2 separate regions of the Mus musculus genome follow, and region 1 is linked to region 2. A link is a loop called in an ENCODE intact Hi-C map of the cell type or tissue named here. Cell type or tissue: heart. All regions are shown on one strand.

Evidence for each region. Hi-C counts contacts between places; a loop is a spot of excess contacts. Peaks named below come from ENCODE experiments on the same cell type or tissue, not always from the same donor. Only the 100,000 strongest peaks of a DNase experiment are listed, where the experiment ranks them.
Region 1: it touches region 2 in a loop (2.9-fold over the local background); 10 of 42 quality-filtered maps call a loop at or near these places.

What each region holds. Positions count from the first base shown.
Region 1 is chr14:70,407,922-70,415,921 of GRCm38, forward strand. Piwil2 (piwi-like RNA-mediated gene silencing 2) reads right to left here. Exons shown (of 23, transcript NM_021308.2): 7 at 3,213-3,330; 8 at 2,461-2,585; 9 at 1,384-1,464; 10 at 990-1,103. Among named protein-coding and RNA genes, the nearest start is that of Gm24890, 17 kb to the right of the region's middle. In heart, a CTCF peak has its summit at 3,602 (motif pointing left); no DNase peak of the experiment used is centred here.
Region 2 is chr14:69,848,762-69,856,761 of GRCm38, forward strand. It overlaps Pebp4 (phosphatidylethanolamine binding protein 4), which reads left to right. Exons shown (of 7, transcript NM_028560.4): 3 at 2,867-2,993. Among named protein-coding and RNA genes, the nearest start is that of Pebp4, 12 kb to the left of the region's middle. In heart, a CTCF peak has its summit at 4,306 (motif pointing right); a DNase peak (open chromatin) is centred at 4,310; H3K4me3 peaks cover 475 bases; H3K27ac peaks cover 1,601 bases; H3K27me3 peaks cover 320 bases.

The DNA.
Region 1 (8,000 bases), 560 kb after region 2:
GAGCAGGGGACAGCACAGGCGGTGTTAGCTCTGAGACTTAACAGGTGGCAGCATAGGGAAGGAGGCAGGCGTATCCCCCCAAGCCAAGCCAACCCCACCAGCATTTAGCAGACATTGAAGATGGTCCTGAACCCCACTGGGATAATCAGGACACCGGTTACTGTGAATGTAACAGCAACATGTAACACTGAGCCCACCAGAAAAACCTATTTGCTTGCCATCATTTAGAAGCATAGAAGTTATTCCTGTAATCAGAGGAAATCTACTATTTCTAAAGCCTGAGCAGCTCTGACCTCTAGGAAAATAACTTCTCTTTGGCAGTTTCCTGGAGTCTGTAAGTACACAAAAGGTCCAGAGGATGAAAGCGGCCATGACAGTAGAGGTTTTCCTGCTCTAGAGCTGGGTGGCTTTGTACTGCGGTCATATTAAGGGCTAGTGAAGATCCTAACATGAGTTCCAGGCTAGCCTGCAATACAGACAGATTAATAATACTGTCTCAAAAGTATAAAAACAAACAAACAAACACCCACCACCACCAGTCGCCTCAGTCTCTGTGTGGCATGATGGGATGATGCCTGACAAGACTCAAAGACAAGGCTCAGAAGAGCTAATTTGATTTCACTCACCCATGACCTATGAGCTCAGGAGAACAGTGCATGCCCAGTCAGATGCTCGCCTCAGCAGACTCCAGCAGAGGAGAGTCTCTCAGCTCTCTGCTTGGTTTTGTTTTCTGAGACAGGGTCTTGCACTGTAGCTCAGGCCGGCCTGGAACTCTATATAGCCTAGGCCAGGATTGAACTTGAGGTAGCCGTCTTGCCTCAGCCCTGGGGGAGTCATCATACCTGGATCCAGTTCTTTTAATACATTTTATAATTAACCCACCCACATAGACACACAGAGAACAGGGTCTAGCCTGGCCTCCAACTACCCACTTCTGACTTTGGAAGGCCATCATGATGTCAGAGGTGGCTGACCCTCTAGTCCCTTACATGACATCCAGCACAGAGTCGTTCCGAATGACCTTATGAGAGACATCAGCGAGCAGGAAGAGACCCCCGTCTGTCCTCCGGATACTAGCCGCATAGCCAGGCCAGATCTGCAATCTGAAGAGAGAGATGTTCCAAGAGCATCAGGGCCCCTATTTTATACAATGCTGACACTGCCCTTCCTTGATAATCATGAGGAAGGCTGGGGTGGGGGGGAACGGAACCAAATCGGTGTCAGTACAAACTTACTAGAAATATAAATAAACAAAAAGGTTTAGTTGATAAACTGTACTTATGACAATAAAATATTGTTGAAGTTATTGTCCTATGTTTAGTGGGCATAATAAAAGTTTCTTCCAGAACATTCAGAAGTGAAGGAGAAGAAAAACCCACCAACCTGTGTTGCTGCAGTACCATGGCACTTGTAGGGTCATAGAAGTTTCTCCCCACAAGCTTCATATCCAGAAGTTTCATTACCCTGAAATGAATGGCGGAGGTGAGCTCTCTTTCTCCTTCCAAGTGCTGGGTGGGCCACAGAGCTACACAGTCACCAGGCAAGCACTCACCCTCAAGCCGCATCCTAAGCCTAACAGAAAAGCTGTCAGAAAGCTCCTTCAGTCTTAGCTACGGTTTCCTCTGCAAGCCTGAAGTGCAGAAGAGCTTCTGATCTCTGCATAATGTAGCCTGTGTTTACGACAGTCTTGCTATAGGAGAGTTGAGCTAGAAAGGCATGCATCTGCAGTGTGTACACGTGACTCAAGGCCCCCTCAGGACCCAGCTCACTGGACCCAGGGCTATCTCCCAGCTTAATTATATTACTGACCACCATGAACTAAAGAGAATGCAGATGAACTAGTTTCCAACTTGTGAACAGCCCAGCAAGGGAACTGCGTTTGTTCCAGCAGCTCACTGTAGGTTCTAGTTCATCAAATGAGATAGTTTGGAATTAACTCTTGTATAAAATTGAGAGCCCCTCAAAAGGAGATAAACAACTATAAACTATGTATAATTTTTTAAAGTGTAGAAGCTATCTCTCACCAAATATCTCTGTACTCTGAGGAGTGCTTCACATGTTAATGTCTGTTTTGGCTGAGTGTGGTCATCATAATCCCAGCATTAGGGAAGCTGAAGCAAGAGGGTCAGGATGGGCGATCCTCAGCTACACATCAAGTTTGAGACTAGCCTGAGTTATACAAAATCCTGTCTCAAAAACAAACTCCGGTCTGAAAAATTCTTAATCGAATCCAAAAGACTCCATCTGCCTACTCAGCTACCCACACACCTAACTTCAGGAACCCACACCTGACCTGTCGAGTGAGAGGTAATTTTTGAATGAGCTGATACTAAGATCACTCATTATGTGCTTCCAAGCCCACCCACAGGCACACACTGTGTGTGGCACCACGCACACCTCCTGGGGAGCCTTATTCCCACCATGGCGAGTTACAGACACAGCCTGCAGCAGCTTCCTTACCGCCGGAAGACAACATTGTAGAAGGGGATGCACAGGTCAGAACACGGCTCCAGGATCTTTGTCAGCTGAATCTTGATACTGATCTCGGCATCGTCAGTTTTCCTCTGACTTTTTAACTCAACAACCTAAGAAATAAACATGTACAGTAACGAGAAATGACAACGCTACACAGCCTTAACCCTAACTCAGTTCTAGAGCCCAAAAGGTAGCTTCTACTTCCCCTCACTTCACAGCCTGTGCTGGCAAAATCAGTGTGATAATAAACAAACAAACAAAATAAATAAGATTCAAAGTTGAACACTGAAATCTTTAGTTTTGTTTTTAATTGACGTTATGTATATGTATCATGTATATACAGGTATATATATACCCAAGGAGGCCAGAGAGGGCTTTGGCTCCCTGGACCTGGAGAGGATGACCGGATCACCCAGTATGGGTGGTAGGAGATGAACTGGGCTCTCTGCAGGAGAATCGGGTGTTCTTTACTGCTGAGCCCTGACGTTGAAAATCTGAGTGATTTGTCAGAGACCCAATGCTTCCTACCAGTCCACTTCCTACCAGTCCATTTACGTATCAGAAACGTTACTTCATAAACGCAAGCTGGAGTGGGGCTGGGGGTTGATCCCTGCTGTGTTCTGCAGAAATCTGCCTTCTGTCAAGCAAACTGTCCAGAAAATGTGTACTTTGCCACTACTCAACCCCTCAGAGCACACCGGAGTTTCACCCACACCACACTCTCCACTGGGTCTCACTTGTTGAAGCTTAACAGGAAGATAAAGAATAGAGCCATCAAAAGCAGTGACGTTTCCAGTGACAGACTGGTGGTCCTTCAACATGCCAAACCTCATGCTTTTGCATTCCACACTGGGGCTGCAAAATAACAAAGGGGATTTTAGTTCAGTTTGACTCAAACAGCAATCTTTACCAAAGCTGCGCAGTAAGTTATGTGACTTCAAGAAGCATTTTTTGCCCAGTACAGGGGAATGCCAGGGCCAGGAAGCAGGAGTGGGTGGGTTGGAGAGGGTATAGGGGACTTTCGGAGAGGAAACTAGGAAAGGGGATAGTATTTGAAATGTAAATAAAGAAAATATCTAATAAAAAAAAAAGAAGCATTTTTTGTACCTGCACTCCACCTAGTGGTCATATTTATAATTACACAGCTAACTAAAGAATGTCTCAAGGATACCTGCTGGAGTAGAAACATTAGAAAATGTAACTAATCTACCAGGCTTAGAGTTTATGCGTGCAGTTCAGCTACATGAGAGGCTGAGGCACGGGGATCATCAGTTTAAAACCTCTATAAGCAACTGATAAAGATCTGGAGGGAAGGCAAAACAAAATAAAACAAACAAAAATCCATAATTCTAGACAGCTTGCTTTTACACATCATTTATATCCTTCTAGACTTCTAAGCAGAGGATCAGAACACCGTAAGGGGCCATATTGTATCTAAAACTTTACATGGCCATACACTCTTGCTATAAAAACACAAAATCATAGCATAGAATGGCACAAGTATGGCAAAGTTCAATACAATTTCACGGTTAAACAAGCTGTGAGCCAGGCCTGACCTTGGGCTGACTGTGGTCTGCCAACCCCTGCTCTCAATCTTCAGCGGCACACACTTTTAAAGTGTTCCCCCCACTTGTTTAAAGAATTCTTTTTGAGATTTATTTTTATGTCTATATGCATGTGACTATGTGCATCTGCAGAGGGTAGCAGATTCCCTGGAGCAGGAATTATATGGGTTGTGAACCACCTGATATGGATGCTGGACTGAACTCAGTCCTCTGCAAGAATAGCAAGCTTTTGTTGTTTTTTTAACCTCTAAACCATCTCTCCAGCCACTAAACTGCTTTTGTTTTGTTGTTGAGACAAAAGTCTCTTGTAGACCAAGCTGGCCTTGAACTCAAAGAGATCCACCTGCCTCTGACTTTCAAGTACTGGGATTAAAGTCACGAACCACAATATCCTGCCATAAGGTACTTTAAAAATGAGATTGTAATCATTTTCATTCATGGTGATTTAAACTTTATATTATTCACTGCAGCAAATTGGCAGCTTAACAAATTGTAACAGCTACCTAATTATCAATGATTGTTCTACCATATACACTAGGGCACAATCTTGTTCTGCAACTGTAAAGTGTGAATAAATCCAAGATTAAAAACAAGATCCAAGTGTGTTCAAGTATAGGAAGACGTAACAAAATTCAACTGGCATCCCTAATATTAAATATTCACATGGTAGCATTTCCCTCATATGCAGATTGAGTACATTTCATGCCAATGCTTAAATCCAAAGCATTCTGATCCTGGAGTATTTGCATATACATAATAAAATATCCTGTGCATGAGACCTAAGTATAAACATGAAATGCACTCACGTTTTGTGTATGCCCAGTCTAAAAGTAATTTTATATATATTTAAAAATTTTTTTTAGGCTTAGGGGTGTTTTGTTGTCATTGTCTTTTGAAAGAGGGTCTTTATTTAGTAGCCCTGGCTGGCTTCGAACTCACTGTGTGACCAGGTTAGCCTTGGCCTTGTGGCTATCAGCCTGCCTCTGCTTCCCGCATGCTAGGATTAAATTCCTGCACCACTACACCTGGCTTAGATTTGTTTTGTGTGTATGAATATTTTGCCTAACTGCATGTATATGTAGCTCATATGTGCCAGATGATCATGGAGGTCAGAATAACTATATGTATATGTAACACATATGTGCCTGATGACCATGGAAGTCAGAAGAGGGTACTGGACCCCTGTGGACTGGTGTTACCAATGTTTGTGAATCACCATGTGGGTGCTTGGAACACCTTGACCTTCTGCAAGAACAGCAAATGCTCTTAGCCACTGAGCCATTTCTCCAGCCCCTTACATAATACTTTTAACAAGTCTGTATATGAAAAGTTTCATGGTGTGTAATTTTCTACTTAGAGCTTCATGTCCACATTCAAAAATGTTTAGATTCTGGGGCATTTCAGATTTGGGGTTTTCAGACTGGGACAAACCCCACCTATGCACATTTAGAGCAACATTCTGGCATTCCCCTCCCTGTTCCTATTCCATGAGGAAGCAACAGAGCTACAGGCAACTCCTGTACCACATCAGGGTTTTCCATATTATCAGTATCTTCTCTATTACATCACCTTCACACCATGGCTTCAAAAGTCCAACTGGGCTAGGCTCAGTCAGTAAAATGCTTGAACCTGCCCTAGTTTGCTTTTTTTTTTTTTTTATAGCTATGATAACACACCACGACCAAAATCAAATTGAGGGAGGAGGTGTTTTATTCCCATGTACAACTCTCAGGTCACGTCCCATCACTAAGGAAATTTAGGGCAGGACTTAAAGCCAGGAAATTAGAGGCAGAAACTGAAGCAGAACCCATGCAAGAGTACTGATTACTGGCTTGCTTAGTTTGCTTCCTTTTTTCTTCATTTCTTCTCTCATATATTACATCTGGACAGCAGTTTCTCCTCCATCCCTCCCCCCCTTCCCCCCCATTCACTCTTCCATTTCCATTCAGAAAAAGAGCAGGCTTGCAGAGTAGTCAACCTAAACAGCATATCAAGCTGCAATAAGATTAGGCATTTTCCTGCATATTAAGGCTGGACAAAGCAACAACCCAGTAGGATAGCAAGGGTCCCAAAAGCAGATACAAGTGCCACAAACAGGAGTCCCACAAAAACAACAAGCTACACAACTGTAACACATACACGGAGGGCCTGGGTGAGCCCCATGCAGACTCTGATGTTTGAGCCTCAGTGAGCCTGAACCCAGATGTGTTGAGTCTCTGAGTTGTCTTGTGGTGTCCTTGACCCCTCAGGCCCCTGCAATCCTCCCTCCCCCTCTTCAGCAGGATTCCCTGAATTCCGCCCAGCGTTTGTCAGGAACTACCTACCCAGAGATGCCACTACCCGCAGTGGGCTGTGACCTCCCATGTCAGTCCATCAGAAATGCCCTCCAGACTTGCCTACAGGCAGTCTAATGAGGGCACTTCCTCAGCTGGGGTTCCTTGTCAAGTCGACATAAAATTAACCAGGATAACACTGTATCAACCCTCACAGTGGCTTACTTGTAATTCCAGTAACTAGGAGCTATATAGGCAGGTGGATCCTTGGCACTTGCTGACCTGTCAGCCTCACCTAAGCAGAGCCACGGGTCCTAGCGAGGGCCTGGTTTGTGTGTGTGTTTTTTTGTTTGTTTGTTTGTTTGTTTTGAAACAGGGTTTCTCTGTGTAGTCTTGGCTGTCCTGGAACTCACTCTGTAGACCAGGCTGGCCTCGAACTCAAGAGAGCCTGTTTAAGAAACAAGGTTGATAGCAGCTGAGAACACTGCCCAAGGCTGACCTCTGTGCCTGTGCATGCTCACACACAAACACCACTTAGATCTTATAAATCTCTAGCCCTACAAACCCACAGCTTCTTTATGGCCTAGTCAATGCAAGAAATCCTTCCTGCTTCATCAGACTACAGACTGTCCATAACAAAAGCATTCTTCCCTCTGACACACAGCCCTCCTCTCACAGTCCCTGCTAGGCCTGTTTCCTGGAATTCCATTGGTTGTCTTCACTGCCTCCTTCCCTTTCCATCAAATGTGAGTTGTGCTGTTTCCTTCTCCCTTGTAGGAAACTGGAGGTGGTGGTTGCTGCTGCTGCTGCTGTTTTGGAGAAAGGAATTCTCTGTGTTACAGCCCTGACTGTCCTGTATTTGCTTTGTAGACTAAACTGGAACCACAGAGATCCACCTGCCTCTGCCTCCTGCGTGCTGGGATTAAAGGCCTGCACCAGCACTGCCTGGCTCCCTAGTAGGAAATCTTGCTGCCTTCTTTATCATCCTTCTTTGCAGATTTTGAAATGAGTGGTAGGTTCACTGGCTGTTTCTTATGGCCTATGTTCTTCCTGGTTCCTTTAATCTTAGGCATTTTCTCTGTAACTCCAAGAGTCCACAGAAAACTATCAAGAGTACACTGAAAGCAAATCAAATTCATTTTTTCTCGTTTTTCTTGTTTGTCTAAATCAATCATGTTGGCCACATCCAGATGGATCCTTTCTTGGGTTGTTACAATGCTTCTGGGTCCTTTCCTCCCAACCATCATTTCTTCTCTTTTTCCATTCCATTTTTTCCACATTTAGTATCTGTTCTTCCAAAATGCACATTTCTTAGTAGAGCCATTTTAGAGAAGAATCTGGTGGCTCTTGAGCAAACTGAAAACAAATCTGAGGCAGTGTCTTAGTTGGTAACTTCTTTCCTTGTAAGCACAAGCGTTCAACCCCATAACCCATGTAAATACACAGGGCATGATGGGTGCACACCATGTGTGTGTACAGGTCCTGTGGAGGCCAGACAGGGTGTCTGGTACACTGGGACTGGAGTTCTAGATGGTTGTGAGCCACTGTGTAGGTGTTAGAAATTGAACCCACATCCTCTAGAAGAGCAGCCAGTGTGCTTAACCACTCACCCATCTCTCAGGCCTGCATGGCATGTGCTTGTAGTCTCATGGTCAGCAGGATCTCTGGGGTCTGCTAGCCATAAACT
Region 2 (8,000 bases):
ATGGACGTGTCCACCCCAAGGACAGAGCAGTACCCCTGTGCTGGTTCTCTCCTGAGGAGTCCTGCTTAACTTAGCTTCTAGCCTCGACCAGGGAGCCTGTCCCTCTTGTGGAGTCTGGCAGGGGGTTCTGGAATGTTGGACTTAGTACTCAGAGGCAGGAATCCATAAGGGAGAAATGTTACTTCTGCTTCGTGTGGAGATAAAATATCACTAAGGAAATTTTTTGGGGTGGGAGGGCAAGGTCTTACCTACATTTGGCAGAACCTAGGCTCAATCTCAGCAGTGTGGTAGAGCTGTGATTATCCATCTGACTGTCTTTGGTGCCCTCCATGACTGCAGCCAGTGTGCACAGAAAGTCCTAGGGGGACCTCCCCCCCCATGGGAGCATCTCCCAAAGCCGCAGCAAGGATGTCAGCCCTTCAGAGCACCCCATCCCCTTACCTCCAGGCTCAGGGCTCTTCCTTAACCTCAGCCCATCCCCTCCCCCCCAACTTTGCTTAAGGAACTGCCCAAGACAATGGCAAGTTCTCTCTTATTAAAGGACAACATTTTTACGGGTGTGTAAGTTTATAAATACCTTGCTACCCACCCATACGCCTTGTCATGGAAGGCAACAAGAGCATAGAACTAACTCCCCAGAGCCCTGTCAGGCCCTGTCAAGCAGTTTCTCTGCGCCCCCCCCCCCCCCGCCCCAGCCCAGCCCATTCACCAAACAAGGTCGCTGACATCAATTGTTTAACCCTTTTAGCTCCACCAGGATGAGCAGGGGGAGACCTACTATGGGGTGGGGAGGCCCCTCTGTCTTCAGTTGACCTCCTTCTGACCCTCAGTTTCCCCGAGTGCCTGCCACATGCAGACTGTCTCTCTTTTGTCTGAGAGATCCCCCTCTATCTTGCTAGCTGCAATGAACAGTTGTAGAGGCAGAAGTAAGCCGAATAGTCTTTAGAGTGCTGCTGTGCATAGAAATGAAAAAGAAAACCCATCCCTGCCTGGTGGTGGTGGCGCATGCCTTTAATCCCAGAACTCAGTGGGCAGAGGCAAGCTTATCTCTGTGAGTTTGAGGCTAGCCTGGTCTACAGAGTGAATTCCAAGACAGCCAGGACTACACAGAGAAACCCGGTTTCAAAACCAAAAAAACCCAAACAAAACAAAACAAACAAACAAACAAAAAACCCCCAAAACAAAACAAACAAACAAAATAAAAAAAGAAAGAAAAATCTATTCCCAAAGATGTCTTCGAAACTGCCCAAACTTTGTCACCCCAAAAGAGTGTTGCACACGTGCAAAAAGTTAAGAGAAACAACTAATACTCCTGCAGTGTTGATTTGGACAATTCATACTGCTCCTTCCACTCTCTGGAAGGACAGAGACCAAGTCTAGGTGGTGGGGGTGCCCACCCACCAAAGCACACCATGTGTGGTTTACCAGCTGCTCTGGACCCAACTGCCTCTCTCCAAATTTGATCCTGGAGCTACTGAAAGCACTGAGGAGCAGGGGCTGGAAAAAGGCCATGTGGGTCTCGCTAGGAGGCTACCCTTGGCCTCCTCTCAACTCCTACAGGAACACTCCTGAAGATATGATCCTCAAATTACATTCTCCCTGGGTGTCCTTCAGGTATAACGCCAGCAGGGCATGGTGGTGTAAATAGCCATTGTCTATTTAGGGGCTAGCTCAGCTGTGTTGGGGTACCGGGAAAGGCTGGGAAACACAAGCCCTGGTCTCTGTGTAATAAGAATATTCTGACAAGCTCAGGCACGGTGTCCTCATAGGCCCAATTCAGTCAATTTTCTACTCCATTGGCAGGTTCCACATCTGTGGGTTCAGCCAGTCCTGAGTTGGAAATGTTTGGGCCAAGGGACCACCTCTGAATCAGGCCCACTCACACGTTTCGTAAGCCAAACACTTAGAAGGTACACTGTCACAATTGCACAGCTCAACCCACACAGCTTCCTATATCAGCAGGTATATGAACACAAGAGACCAAGAGCAGCCTGGGCTGTATAGGAAGTCCCTGTCTCAAAAAGAAAAAAGGAAAAAAAAAATGGCAGAGAATATGGGAGTGTAGCTCAGTGATAGAGTGCTTTCCCAGTATGTACAAGACTCTGGGTACCACACATGTGTATATGCATATACACATGCATACATAGGGATATGTATGCACATACACATGCATACACATAAACACATATACACATGTATAGACACATATGTAGATATACACCCAAGTACACACATAGTATATGTGTACTTGTATATGTGTATATATTTATGTATGTGCATACAATTGCACATATACACACACACTATATATATGCATACACTTGCACACACACATTGCTTCAGTATTGGGCAAGTACAGCTCTTTGTTTACACTTCCTAAAGGGTACTACCACACAGCAATTTTGCTGTATGCATCATAAACACTACAGAAATGAGCTGACTACACAGAAAGACATGTGTGTGTGTGTGTGTGTGTGTGTGTGTGTGTGTGTGTGTGTGTGTGTGTGAATGCAGACATCATACCACTTTCTTGAGGGATTCACACATCTGAGAGTGAGTCGATCTTTGGCATACTAAGGATGACAACTCATAGCATGCTAGGCTTTGCTCTACCCACTGACCAGTGCTGTGTCCTCACACCAACCACATGAGGTAGACACTGTCCCTGTCTCAGGCAAGTAGACCCTGGGACAAAAGCATCGGGTCTCAGTCCCACAGCTCTGGGGTCACACAGCTGGTTGGTTGTCAGGTTTAGAATTTAACTCCTCTCAACTCTGCATGCTCAGTGGTGCTGGACTGCAGTAGCCTTGTGAACCCCGGGATTCGCTGAAACCCTGACATGACGTGACTGCCCCTCTCTCCGTAGGAACCTAGAAGTTTTCTACATGGAGATGGGGAACATCAGCTGTAAAATTGTTCCTAAGTGCAATCTATACAGACAGAAGATCACGGCCTGGCAGGCGCCGATAGTCAAGTTCCACACGGCTTTGGATGTGAGTGAACTGGGTTGGCTGAAGGAGAACGTGGGGCCCTGACTTGCCTTTAGTTCACTTTTCTTGGGAACTTGGAGGGCCAGGTTTGCAGGAGTCAGGCAGCTATTGCCTGGAGTGGTGGTCAACCTCCCTAATCCTAATCCTTTATATAGTTCCTCATGTGGTGGTGACTCCCAACCATAAAATTACTTTTTGTTGCTACTTCATAACTGTAATCTTTACTATAGCTATGAATCATAATGTAAACATCGGATATGCAGATGGTCTTAGGTGACCCCCGTGAAAAGGTCATTTGACAAGCCCCCAAAGGGGACGTGACCCACAGGTTGAGAACCACTGGCTTGGAGGTTGTGTCTTTCCTACGGTGGACTCATGGCTGAAAGCTCTGGATTCTTGAAGTATGCAATGTGTCCTTCTGGTGTTTGAAATCATCTAAAACAGGACACCAGAGTCTTTTGGGAACTGTGACTACTTCTTTTCCTGGAAAATAACTTTGATACCTGTTCTGGAAACTTCCTTGGGCTCGAAGGTTCAGAAAGCTTAGGGACAGACCATGCAAACGGGAAAGAGGGGAAGTTTCCGATTTCATCCTTCTGGTTGTTGTTTTCCTCTTGTTGTCTCCTGGCCCAGACAGAGCCCACAAGGCATCAGTGGCTGAGGCTGGGGTACCAGTGTCCAGAAATGACATGGCAAGTCACAAGTGTGGGTAGACAGAAGGTGCTGACCCTTCTGTGCAATAGGGCAGGAAGGGACTACAGGGTTCTTTCTCCTCCCCAGTGCGGCCCCAGAGGCCCCGTGCCACCCACCCTGATCAGGCAGATCAGACCTGGCAAAACAGGTAGCCAGGGAAGCAGCATCACCAGGGTTGCTCATGAGGGTGGGTCTGGCTTGTCTGTCTCCCTCCAAGTGCTTTCACTACTGGAGATCAAATGTGACGCCTCCCAGTTGATGCGGCTGATATACAAAGCTGTGCTGGCTTACCTGGGGTACAACTGTGACACTACACACCTTTCCAGTGGGCAGTCTTCCCTCCAGGACACTGAGCAGCAATACCCCCTCCCCCACTCTCCCTCCTCGCTGAAGACCTCAGCCAATGTCATGCCTAGGAACAGAGTCAAGAGGAACAGAGAAAGGACAGCTACTGCTGCTACACTGGGCAAGACTCCAGCCCCACCCCACTCCCACCCCGGCCCAACGTATTCTATGGAAACCCAGCATAGCCCTGTAGGGTGAGACCTTTGTCTTCACCAAAATTTATTAGTTCATCAATCCCTGGGGAGTCGCCAGCTCTGTGTTGCTATTGCTGCAGGGGCCCACTAGGTGGAGCTGTAGACTGCCAAGTTCCTGACCTCCCCTGGAGGGAGGAACTGGAGACCAGTTCTGAGTCTGGTTTCACTGAGTTTACACTGATGTCCTGGAGCATGCATGCAGAAGAGAGAAGTGTGTGTGTGTGTGTGGGGGGGGGGAGGGGTCTGCCTCGTCCAGAAATCTATTGTCTCAGCCTGCAGGTGAAGGGTAGAAGTGAGAGAAAAGAGGCTTAACGCTACCAAGGAGAATCAAGACTCACCAAGGAAGGTTTGGTGGAAGCAGAGGGCAGAAAGAAATAGGAGTTTTGTGCTAGCACAGATCTAATGCTTTCTGAAAAATGTAAGACTCAGGGGAAGGTAAAGCCAGGGGTACTGAGAAGCTTGCACTGTGTGGCACTTGATGCTGGGCCCTATTTATGCTGTGGGTCCATTCAATTCTGTCATCAGACCTGTGAACAAAGCATTTGCTTTTGTAAAGGGGTTAGTGGTAAGTACCAGGATCCTTGCTGGATGGTGTTGCTAGTGCCCAGACCAAACAATGGCTTCCATTCTCTCTGCTAGATCCCCAATGGAATGTCAGGAGCTGCTTGTGAGAAGAAGCAGGGAGAGGGGCTGCGGTCCGGGGGTGGGGTGGGGTGGGGGGGAAGCAAGGGTTGTTCTGATGTGTGTAAAGACCTAGCGGTGCTGAGCTGGGTGGTGGCAGTGCTAGGCTCAACACTAGAACCCTGGGCTCTGGAGGCCAATCACTCCCAAGGGCTCTGAGGGGGATTTGAGGGAGGGGATGCTGAAAGCAAGCTCCTCTGGTGAAGACGGAAAGGAGGGTGGGGAGGACAGAGGGACTGTCCTTAAAGAAGGTGGCAGTCTGCCGGAGCTCCCTTGAAGAGTTTCAGGGAAGAGGCAGCTGTAGCGGAACAGGTGGAGGCAGAGAGGAAGAGGTGCCATATTGGAACAAGGTACCTAGAAAGCCAGGCGTGGGTAAGAAGGGCTCGATTCTTCAGCTAGAGGAGGAAGTTATTGCCTCAGAGTCCCCAGGGTTGATGGGAAATGGTAAGAGTTGGCACACGGCTTAGCGGAAATACCACCTCATTTCCAAATTTAAGTGACCAGCGTTGCTCAACTGTCAGGGGACTTGCCCACCCCCCACCCTGCCAAGCAAGCCCTGAAGCCTTGGCAGAAGTATGGGGCAGGCCTCTGTTGCCCCATCTCGGGGGTGGGGTGGGGTGGGGGTGGGGAGTACCTGCCTTTCCATACCACTGCACAGGCTTCTCCCATCTTTGAGCTTTGCTTCCACCTCCAGGAAGCCTTCCCTGACTACTGGCTCTGAACTTTACTTTCCATTCTTGCTGATGTCTTGCTCCAAGCTCTCTAAGTATCCCTGATGTCATCAACAGAGCATTTGCACTCCTTCTGTCGCTCATTCATATCTTGTAGCACAGCGACCACCTTGTAAACACTGAATCGCTTGCGGTCCCCCATTGGCACGGCAGACCCCTGTGCTGGCTGGCTGGGTAAGAAGGGAGTGATTGACGAGAGCGGATGGACGCAGATGGGCAGATGGACGGATCAATCAATGAATGGTGAATAGGTGAATGGACAGATGGATAGATGAATGGGTAGATAAATGGATGGGAAGCCAAATGGATAAGTGGGTGGATAAATGGATGGATGGAGATGTAAGTGTATGGATAGATATATAGATGGACAGAGAGTTGAGTAAGTAGAAGGATGGATGGATGGATGGATGGATGGATGGATGGATGGGTGTGTGGAAGAATGGATTGGCGAGTGAGTGGGTGGATAGATGGATGGATGAATGAAAACAAATGGCATGCAGAAAAACGTTTCCTGGTGCCTAAGCTACGAACAGTAAGCCCCGCTGCTCACCCATTAAGCTGTTTGGTGTCCTTGGCACTGAAGAAAAACTTCTGAGACCAGGGTCTTATTCTCTGACCAGGTGAAGGTGGCTGGGAGTGGGAGGGAGAGGTAGTAGGAAGGAATGGGGAGAAAGCCAGAGGTCCTCAAAGAGGCAAAGGAATTTAGGAAAGAGGATGCGTCCCATGCCATCTGTGACTGGAGAGCTGAGAGCCAAGAGCAGGCTGGTTGGGGAGGGGAACTTTTCTTCCCCTGGGTCCCCTCCCCTGGTGGTTCTTTCCGACAAACATTAAGTGACTCGACATTTGAAAATGTATCCCGTTCTCCAGCCAAGGAAAACTGAAAAGCCCTGAGAAGCATCCTGACTGAAGCCTTATTCTTCTCCTTAAATGTAACCAGCTGGAATCCTTTTGAAAGGAACAAATTGCCCTTAAGTGGGGACTGTGCACTGCGCTTGAGGAACGGAACAAAAGCCACAGTGCTCTGTCCCGCTGTCCCTTAGGTTGCCAATCAGGATCCTGAAAGCAAGGGACCTTGAAAGTTCTCCAGAGCTGCTCAGGCACCCCCCACCCCGCGCGCGCGCGCGCGTGCGCACCACTGCCACCCCTGTCTGTAGGAGCACGTCTGTGTTGCCATTGCCCTAGGGACCACCCCCTTGCCCACACTGTGGAGACAGCTTTCTTAGGGCCTAACAATCTGGAGACAGGCACCTTTGCAGGCAGCCACGGACTGCCTTCAGGGCTCTCAGATCTCCCAGGCCTTCCCCAGCCTTCTCTTTACACGCTGAGTGAAACTAAGGAGCCTGCGACAGGCACAGAAGAGTTCATACAGGGCTTCAGAAACTCTAGATAATCTCTGGCAGAGTGGCCTCTTTTGGAAGGGGCAGGCAGATTTATGGGGCCCGGAAGTAGGCCTTCCTAGCAGAGTGGGGGCAGCCTGTACATGCCTAAGGGGGCTGCCGACTGTAGACATTTGCACAAGGGTCTGTGACCTCAGAGGCCAGCCGCGTTGTCAGCCACCTAAGGTGACTCTCATTCTGTACATCCAGGGCCATGTAAGCTCTAGAAGATGCCACCCATCATAGAGCTTCCAGGACAAGTGGAGGAAGCAGGCAGGTAGCCCCAAAGCAGAAGGACGTGGGTGTGGGCCACGACTAGTGAGGGACAGACAATGGCGGGAATGGCCAGGTGAGAAAGTGACATGTGAGAGGCCGCAAGGCCCTAAGGCTTATCTTGAAGCCACTACTATCTCTTGTTTAGGCTGAGGGCTGGGAGCAACTTCGGAAGGGCAAGGTCACTGTGGCAGCAGATGGGGGTGGGGGAGGGGAACCTGAAGGAATGCAGGGCCAGTGGAGTAAGAGATGTCAGGGTGGTGGGATCCATGGGGTGCCCTGTCTGGGGGGGAGATCAGGGGAAAGGTAGAGTGGGTGGAATCCTGGGTTTCTGGGAGAGATGAGCATGTGGGTTTGAGTGAGACTGAATACCCGACATTCCCTTTGAGAATGGAGGCAGCATTGATTATATTCATGCCTCCATGTGGTCTCCTGGGGCACAGTCCCAGCCGGCATCCGTGCCCACTGATCCTGAGAACCTTCACCAAGCAGGAGACACAAAGAAGCCTTCCTTAGATCTCCAGAGACAGCGTCTGGCACCAGCAAGTTCTATTGTTCAGTGTCCCAGGACCTTGGGTGTGGAACAGGGACAGCTGCAGACAGACACACTTGTCTGTCTTGTCTGGTTGATGTCACACAGAAAGACTGGGTGGGCTGGACACCTGGAAAGGGGTCTTCAGTGCCCAAGTCCAGGGAAATCTATAGAAGACACCTCTC